Regions from separate parts of the Homo sapiens genome. Here region 1 is linked to region 2. Evidence: read pairs that join two places in POLR2A ChIA-PET (ENCODE). Cell type or tissue: OCI-LY7. All regions are shown on one strand. Each heading gives the region's core, and the rest is flanking DNA. Links, peaks and the distances in the headings are about the cores only. Region 1 has its middle 30 kb from the start of IFNGR1. Region 2 has its middle 38 kb from the start of MIR548A2.

Region 1 (4,404 bases), core at 148-4,147, 2.0 Mb after region 2:
CATGCCCTTCTTGGTGATATTCTAGGAAGCAAAAGGAGAAGTGCTCTCTGGGAGATGAATTTCACTACCCTTGTTTTCCCCCTCCTTACAAGATTGGAGCAAATTCCCACTTATTTAGCAAGCAAAACATACTTCATAATTTCCAAATAAGAAGTAAAGTTTGCCATGTACACATCTGGAACCTGTGCATCTAGTCTCAGTTTACAACAAATAATACTTGTATTCTATGAATTCACCCAAAAGCTCAGTTTCGAGTTGACTCAATTCATGAGGAAAGTGCAATTAAGGTAGCTGATATTGATGACAGTTTAAGTAAAATATTAACCATTCACCCCTAGTACGATTTCAGGTTCTAGCTTGTTTCAAATTAAATCACAATATCAAATTAGATCACCAGAATTATTTAGTGTAACTCTTTGTAAAGTTGCCTTTACTAATGTAACTTAATCTGCCTTATTTGAATGTCTTTGACATTCTTGAATGTTGATATGAGAAATGGTCCTATGGAATTAAGGTTTCTGCATCTTTTTAGAAGACTCTGTTGCAAAAATTAATAATTCTGCAAGAGCTACCATTCACAGAGTACATCGGATGACCCAGGCACATGCTTTACTGAATTTAATTCTCACTATAGTCTTTTAGGTGTATATTATAATCCTTACTTTACATATGAAGAAACCGAAGCTATGTTAAACAACTTGCTCACACCTAATAAGTGCTTGACACAAGATTGAAACCCAGGTCTGTTAGATCTCTAAGTTTGTGGCCTTAACCAATATTTTATATTGTAATTATGCTATATGTGTAGAATTACTCATATAAAATGGTAAGAAATTGGGAGGAACTACATTGTAGAGCCAGAAGTCTGACTGGGATGGCAAGCTACAATCAGGATGATCTTTGGCACATATGGGCTTGCCTTGAAATTTCTAGATTCCATTTTGTCAGAAGCTGGATAAAGACTGGACTTTGGTCACCCAACCCTGCTGAAGACTCAGATTATTCCTGACTTGGACATTAAAGGGAAACTTAGTTCCATGGGCAAGGGTGTCTAGGACACTCAGGTAACCACATGAACAGGAGCTTACCTTTGACTTCAGGGCCTTCAATGAGTCATAGGTTAGGAAATCCTTATCTAAGCCATGCTAGTTCCCAGTTTTTCTTGGCTTCTGGGAAGCCCTGTTTCAAATGAAATACTCAATTCCAATATTTTCCTGAATGTTATTATGTTCTTCTTTCCCTCTAAGTCAGTAGACTTCAAACTGTGTTCCACATAGTTCTTTGAGTTCCACAGGCCCTCTTTTAGGGTGCCCCATTGCTTGAGGAGAAGATGGAAGGGATGGAGCTGTGGGCAGGCATCCTGCCCCTTAGTCCAAGCAGCTTCAAGGCCACAGGCATGAAAGGACATTAGCTCAGCTCTACCACTGCCTAGTGATTTGATTTCTTTATGCCCCAGTGTCCTCATCTATAAAAAGGTACTAATAGTCCTCTCTTGTAGGTTTCAGTCATGACAAAAGGACTAAATGCATGTATGACACTCAGAACCCTGCCTGACAAAAAGCAAGCACCCAGGAGTTGTTAGTCATTATTATTGCTTGACTATGCTTTTAAATAAAATGTTTTTTATAATGAAGAACACTGAAACTAAAAAAAAAAAGGAAAACCACTTTGTCTATGATCTTTAGACTTATTTATGTTTAAATTGTTTTTTTCTGTTTAATTTTTATTTGTATGTTATTTTCACGTAAATGAGATTTAATTCATTCCCAGTCTGCCATTTTTGATCTACCAAACTACCTCCTCATAAATGGTCATCCCTGACTTCCCAGTGAGAAACTTGGAAATTGCTTTTATTTCTTGGCTGACAGATCTGATAAATGAGTGTTAGAAGGAAAACTTTAGCTAAAGTAAATTTAACGGAATTTAATTGAGCCAAGAACAATTTGTGAATGAAGTAGCCTCCCAAGCTAGAGTAGGCTCAGAGAGACACCAGTGCAGCCACGTGATGTAAGAAGATTTATGAACAGAAAGAGAACAGGGAAGCACAGAAAACGGAAGTGAGGTACAGAAGCAGCTGGATTGGTCACAGCATGGTGCCTGCCTTATTTGAACACGGTTGAAAAGGTTGGCCCTCTCTGACTGGCCAAAACTCAGTGTTTGGCACAAGAGTAGGTTACAGTCTGTTTACAAATCCATTGAGGTTATAGTTCCTTAGGTACAGAGAAGCCTTTAAGTCAAACTTAAAATACATAAGGAGACAGCTGTAGGCCAAACTTGATTTAAGCTTCTTTGCCTCTCACTTTGCTACTGGCTTCACTGCCTCAGGTGCTCTGTGCTTGAGACAACTTAAGGTTGAGACCCTTTAAAATATTTTGCTGTCCTCTTTGCAGATGAGAGTGTATTAGTCTATTCAGGCAGCTATAAGAAAACACAATAAACTGAGTTGCTTATAAACATTAGAAGTTTATTTCTCTCAGTTCTGGAGGAAAGTCCAAGACCAACACACAGGCAGACTGGGTGCCTGGTGAGGGCTCTCCTCCTGGTTCACTCTTCCTGTGGGCCTGTTTTATAATGGAGCTAATCCCATCCATGAGCACTCCACCCTCATGATCTAATGACCTCCCAGAAGCCCCATCTCTTAATATCATCACCCTGGGGATTAGGAATTCAACATGTGAATTTCAGGGGGACACAAACCCTTAGACCATAGCAGAGGATACAAAGAAGTAAAAAAAGATAGATAACAACAAAAGAAAAATAATGGCTATTACTAGTCATTTTAATTTTTTTTTTTACTTTCCTCGCTCCCCCTTCCTACTTTTGAAACATTTTTAAAGTTTTCAATGAGAAAAGAAAAGCCCAAACATTATTAATTTTATTGTATTTTTTCCCCAGTAAAATATATCATGCATACAAACTGGTAGAAATAACGTACGTTCACTGTTTTAATAAGGAGAATGAAATGAGCCTCACTGAGTGTAATCTTGGGTTTGCCCTTCACCTGGCTCCCTCTTCACTGCCTCACTGGCTCTGGGCTTTAGGGAGAGGATGTCTATGGACACCATCTGCAGCCTCCTTTGCCTTTCAACTTCCTGTTAGTTTTGGCCAATGGAGTATTGCATTAAACCTGTTTTTCTACACACTGCCCCTACTTTTGTACACAATCCCTTTCTTAACTTCTCCTCAAATTAACTTGAGGTTTCTGTTTACTTCCTTTAAGGATCCAACCAGCTCCCCCTGAGCTGGGCCGGTGGAGGCTCTCCCTTATCCTCGGGAGAGGTATATACCGGTTTAAACTTTGTGTTAATCATTCCTTTGGTTAAAAAGAACTAATGTCATCATATAAGTATGTCGAAATGCATATTGTTTAGTTTTGTGTTTTTTGACTTATGTAAATGGATTGATTCAAAGTCTCCCTCACTTATGTTCCATTTTTTTCCCTTTGCTAATTTGGAAATTATACATTCTGGCCGGGCGCAGTGGCTCACGCCTGTAATCCTAGCATTTTGGGAGGCCAAGGCGGGTGGATCACGAAGTCAGGAGATCGAGACCATCCTGGCCAGCACGGTGAAACCCCGTCTGTACTAAAAATACAAAAAATTAGCCGGGCATTGTGGCAGGCACCTGTAGTCCCAGCTACTTGGGAGGCTGAGGCAGGAGAATGGTGTGAACCTGGGAGGCAAAGCCTGCAGTGAGCCAAGATCACGCCACTGCGCTCCAGGCTGGGCGACAGAGTGAGACTCTGTCTCAAAAAAAAAAAAAAAAAAAAAAAAAAAAGAAGGAAATTATACATTCTATGTCTAGGTATTTAATAGTTATTTTAGAAACTTTAATGTTTACATTTAATTTAATAAGTCTCAACTTAAACTTTTCCTTCCCTTTAAACATTAAGGTCTTAGAATGCTTCAACCCTGATTACCTCTCACCCAACTGCAATGCAATTTTTTTCAGTATTTCGGCTCTGCCTAATTTTTAAACTTGCAAAAAGTGGTCACTGTTGATATTATTGTTTCATGCCATCAGTGATTCCTTAGATGGAGCCAGGTGTTATGGTTTTCTTCACTCACCATTCCATTTTGCATCTGAGATATTTCTTTGGGATCATTTCCCTTTTTCTTCAGAGGTTCTTTAGTGAAGTCTGTTGCTAGCAAAATCTGTCTTCGTCTGCAAATGTGTTTTATTCTTGTTCTTGAAAGACAGTTGTACTGAGTTTTTCTTAGTATTTTGAAGACAATATATCACAATCTTTTGACTTCCACTCTTGCTTTTGAGAAGGCAGCTGTTAATCGTTGATTCTTTGAGGTGAATATCTTCTCCTTTTAACTACTTTTGGATTTTCTCTTTTCTGTGCGTCTCTTTGGTTTGTTTTAATGTATTATCTAGAGATATAGGTCTGTTTTTTTT
Region 2 (4,404 bases), core at 320-4,319:
AATTTGCCTCAATAAAAAAAGTTAAAGACATAAAAGGAAGATTACATCCCACATTTTAAGATTGTGTCTTTATGTAAATAAAAAGTTACTCAGCATGCACTTCAGGCATGAGTGAAGGTCTCTAAGTTCACAGCGTGGAAGGGACTGCCGTCTGGGATTCCCCAGCATCAGGAGCAGACTGAGACAGTGATCAGTAGTCGTGTTAATGGTTAAATTTTGAGTTCAGTGAATGCTACTGGCTGAAGTCAGGCAGAGAAGAAGAAAAAAGGGAGCCAGAAATGAGAAAAAAAGAGAGTGTGATATAGGGAAGAGAGAATGAAAAAAGAAAGAAGACAGCTGTGACCACGGGAAGCTATGGTAGAATGACTAATGAAATACTTTTAGATTTCTCCATAAATTCCCTATTCTTGCTGGGCATTTAGAATTTTAAAAAGATTATATTCCATTTGAGAACATTCTGTGATACTGAGCAATTATAAGAATTGTCTCAGGCAGAAAAGATATATTGAATAATACATGTTGATTGATAGATGGAGAATATTAGTAGATTGTTATTTCAGCCTTTCTATTGTGATCCACACCCAGGTCCGAACAGCATTTTCAGCCTCCTACTGTGTGCCAAGTCAGTGGCTGGTGTCATGCATACAAAGATGTGCATGATAGCATTTCTAACTTTCGTGAGCTCACAATCTATAGGTATGTCAGTTTCAATGTTCTGTGCTAATGTCTTGATAGGCATTAGGTGTAGGGCATAATGAGAACACTGGGAGGTAACTCACCCAACGTTAACAGATCAGGAAAGGAATCTTAGTGCATGTGACATTTGAGATGAAACCAGAATGGTAATACCCAGGAAAGGCACTGGGAAAAAACTGTTTTCAAGTAGCAAGAACTCAAAGGCTTGGAGTGTCAATGGTCATCGGAGGGAAGTAGTATGGTCCTGCTGCCATGTGAGCAGAGGACTTCCACAGCAAGCCAATGAACCTGGAAAAGCCACAGGAGTGGATCCTGGAGGCTTTTGTCCACACTGCTGAGCTGCTTGTACTTTTTCAGCTGAGATCGGGCACGTTCAGGGTGGTATGGCTGTAAACGATACTTGGACTTTTACAGGTATCAACCAAGTTTCTTAATTTTTCTGTCACTTCCAAGGTGACTGAATTTCATTTGTGGTATCAGAGGGCACAAAGATAGATGTATAGGAATTATTCTAGGCAAACAGGAAGATCTCAATGGATTTAGGATAATGGATGGGGCTTCAGTGTGGAGTTTTAAGGAGGCTGTGGTATGGTCAGGCTTGCATTTCATGAAGTGGTCTGTGGTACTTCCAGCCTGGTGAGTTGATCTAAAGAAGCCTTAGGTCAAACGGAAATATATTACCCCTTAATAGAAAACACAATTTATTTGCATTTGAACAATAACTATTGGATTTGAATATACAATGCATTAAATGATTGTGTTTTGTTTGGCTCATAAAAAGTTTTCGAAAAAGGAATTCTGGTCTTTTCTGCATATCTCTTTTTCCCATTTACAAAACATAAAACTTAAATGCTCTTACTTGATACAAAAACATAAACTGTGGAAAGGACACCCTGTTTCATAAATGGTGCTGGAAAAACTGGATAGCCACGTGTAGAAGAATGAAACTGGATCCATATCTCTCACCTTATACAAAAATCTACTCAAGGTGGATCAAAGATTTAAATCTAAGACCTGAAACCATAAAAATTATAGAAGATAATGTTGGAAAAACTCTTCTGGACATTGGCCTAAGCAAAGAATTCATGACTCAAACCCCAAAAGCAAATGCAGCAAAACAAAAATAAATAGGACCTGATTAAATTAAAAAGCTTCTGCACAGCAAAAGAAATAATCATCAGAGTAAACAATGCACAGAATGGGAGGAAATATTTGCAAATTATGCACCTAACGAAGGACTAGTATCCAGAATCTATAAGAACTCAAACAAATCAGCAAGAAAAAAAAATCCCATCAAAAAGTAGGCAAATGACATAAATAAACATTTCTCAAAAGAAGATATACAAATTGCCGGGAAACATAAATAAATGCTCAACATCACTAAACATCAGGGAAATGTAAATTAAAACCACAATGAGATATTACCTTACTCCTGCAAGAATGGCTATTATTACACTTGATCTTAGCCAAAAGGCTGAGAAGCGATAAGAATGGCCATCATTAAAGTCAGAAAACAATAGATGTTGGCGTGGATGTGGTGAAAAGGTAACAGTTTTACACTGCTGGTGAGAATGTAAATTAGTACAACCTGTATGGATAACAATATGGAGATTCCTTAAAGAACTAAATGTAGATCTACCATCAACCCCACTACTGGCTATCTACCCAAAGGAAAATAAGTAATTAAATGAAAAAACACATGCACACACGTTTATTGCAGCACAATTCACAGCTTCAAAGATATGGAACCAACCTAAGTGACCATCAACCAATGAGTGGATAAAGAAAATGTGGCATGTTGGGCTGGGCGCGGTGGCTCACACCTGTCATCTCAGCACTTTGGGAGGCCAAGGTGGGTGAATCACCTGAGGTCGAGTTCGAGACCAGCCTGGCCAACATGGTGAAACCTTGTCTCTACTAAAAATTCAAAAAAAAAAAAAAAAAAAAAAATTAGCCAGGCATGGTGGCAGGCGCCTGTAATCCCAGCTACTCTGGAGGCTGAGGTAGAAGAATCGCTTGAATCAGGGAGGCGGAGGTTGCACTGAGCCGAGATCGTGCCATTGCATTCCAGCTTGGGCAACAAGAGTGAAACTGTCTCAAAAACAAAACAAAAAAAACAACAAAAAAAGAAAATGTGGCATGTATACACCATGGAATACTACTCAGTCATAAAAAGGGACAAAATAATGTCTTTTGCAGCAACTTGGATAGTGCTGAAGGCCATGATTCTAAGTGAAGTAATTCAGGGATGGAAAACCAAATACCATACGTTCTCACTTAAAAGTGGGAGCTAAGCTATGAGGACATAAGGACATACAGTGATATATTGTCTTTGGAGACTCAGAAGGGGGAAGGTGGGAGGAGGGATGTGGGATAAAAAACTATATATAGGGTACAACGTACACTACCTGGGTGATGGGTACACTAAACTCTCAGACTTCACCACTATATAATTAATCCATGTAACCAAAAACCACTTGTACTCCAAAAGCTATTGAAATAAAACATATTTTTAAAAATTCTCTTATTTGACCTGTGTTGGGATTTCATATTTTAGATTCTTGCCTAAAAATAAAATACACAAACAGAGAATTGCAGCAAAAACACAAACATAAATGACTACAGGAAGAGACCATAAGTTGATTCCAAAAAACATATATCTAAATTAGCCTTACTAATTCATAGTTGTGTCTTACACAGGGAACACAGATTGGCTTGTCTTATAATTTATTTCCACATTTCTTCGATGTCAGTAAAGAATTTTCCTGTTTGGAAAAACATAGCACTGGGCAGAGGGCACCTGGGTTCTGATCAATTGTTGGTCTAGTCATTTGACTTCTTTGTAACTGGTTTTTAAAAGTGGGAGAATAATGCTTTTTTTTGTCTACTAAAGATTGTTAATGAGGCTCAAGTTTGGTAGAGTATGGAGTTCCTCTGACAGCCACTGTAGGGTGACAGCAGCCATAATAAATATATGACAATTTCAAGGTGAAACAGAGTAGAAGAGCCAAGGCTCCTGGTTCAAGTGTCTGTCAACAAACGGGCATTCAGCAATTAAGCTGTTGAGTAAGTGAATGTGTACACATTCACATTTTGACATACACATACATTAAAACACATATTTAAGTGTTAAAATTATTGAGGATCCTAAATTATAAAAATATATTTAGGAAAGTAGTCCTTAATTCCAGCTACTGGTAGGTAAATAGAACTAGTCACACTATCTGTATCCAGTTGTCAATATAGTCAAAAAATGAAAATAAATGGTGGGGAGGGCGAGAGGAGGGAGAGCATCAGGGCAAATAGCTAATGTATGCGGGGCTTAAAACCTAGATGACAGGTTGATGGGTGCCGCAAACCACCATGGCACACGTATACCTATGTAACAAACCTGCATGTTCTGCACATGTATCCCGGAACTTAAAGTAAAATAAAAATAAAAAAAAAAACCTAACATCCTCCCGCCATGTGTGCATAGAAATGTCATTTCTCCTGACTCTCTGATGCCACCTTGTTTACATTTTTTACCTACTTTTACCCTCATTTATTCAAACTCATCATTTGTAATAACCTGGTTTTATTTTTTATTTTTTTTTAATTTTCTTTTTTCTTTTTTCTGAGACAGAGTCTCATTCTGTCGCCCAGGCTGGAGTGCAGTGGCGCGATCTTGGCTCACTGCAACCTCCGCCTCCTGGGTTCACATGACTC

What was found. ChIA-PET counts read pairs that join two places held together with the same protein. Peaks named below come from ENCODE experiments on the same cell type or tissue, not always from the same donor. Only the 100,000 strongest peaks of a DNase experiment are listed, where the experiment ranks them.
Region 1: POLR2A ChIA-PET joins it to region 2 with 5 read pairs; 1 of 35 experiments calls an interaction of 5 or more read pairs at or near these places.

What each region holds. Positions count from the first base shown.
Region 1 is chr6:137,246,870-137,251,273 of GRCh38, forward strand. No RefSeq gene overlaps it. Among named protein-coding and RNA genes, the nearest start is that of IFNGR1, 30 kb to the left of the region's middle. In OCI-LY7, for the core only: no CTCF peak of the experiment used is centred there; a DNase peak (open chromatin) is centred at 2,062.
Region 2 is chr6:135,274,773-135,279,176 of GRCh38, forward strand. No RefSeq gene overlaps it. Among named protein-coding and RNA genes, the nearest start is that of MIR548A2, 38 kb to the left of the region's middle. In OCI-LY7, for the core only: CTCF peaks have their summits at 3,625 and 3,831; no DNase peak of the experiment used is centred there; H3K27ac peaks cover 763 bases.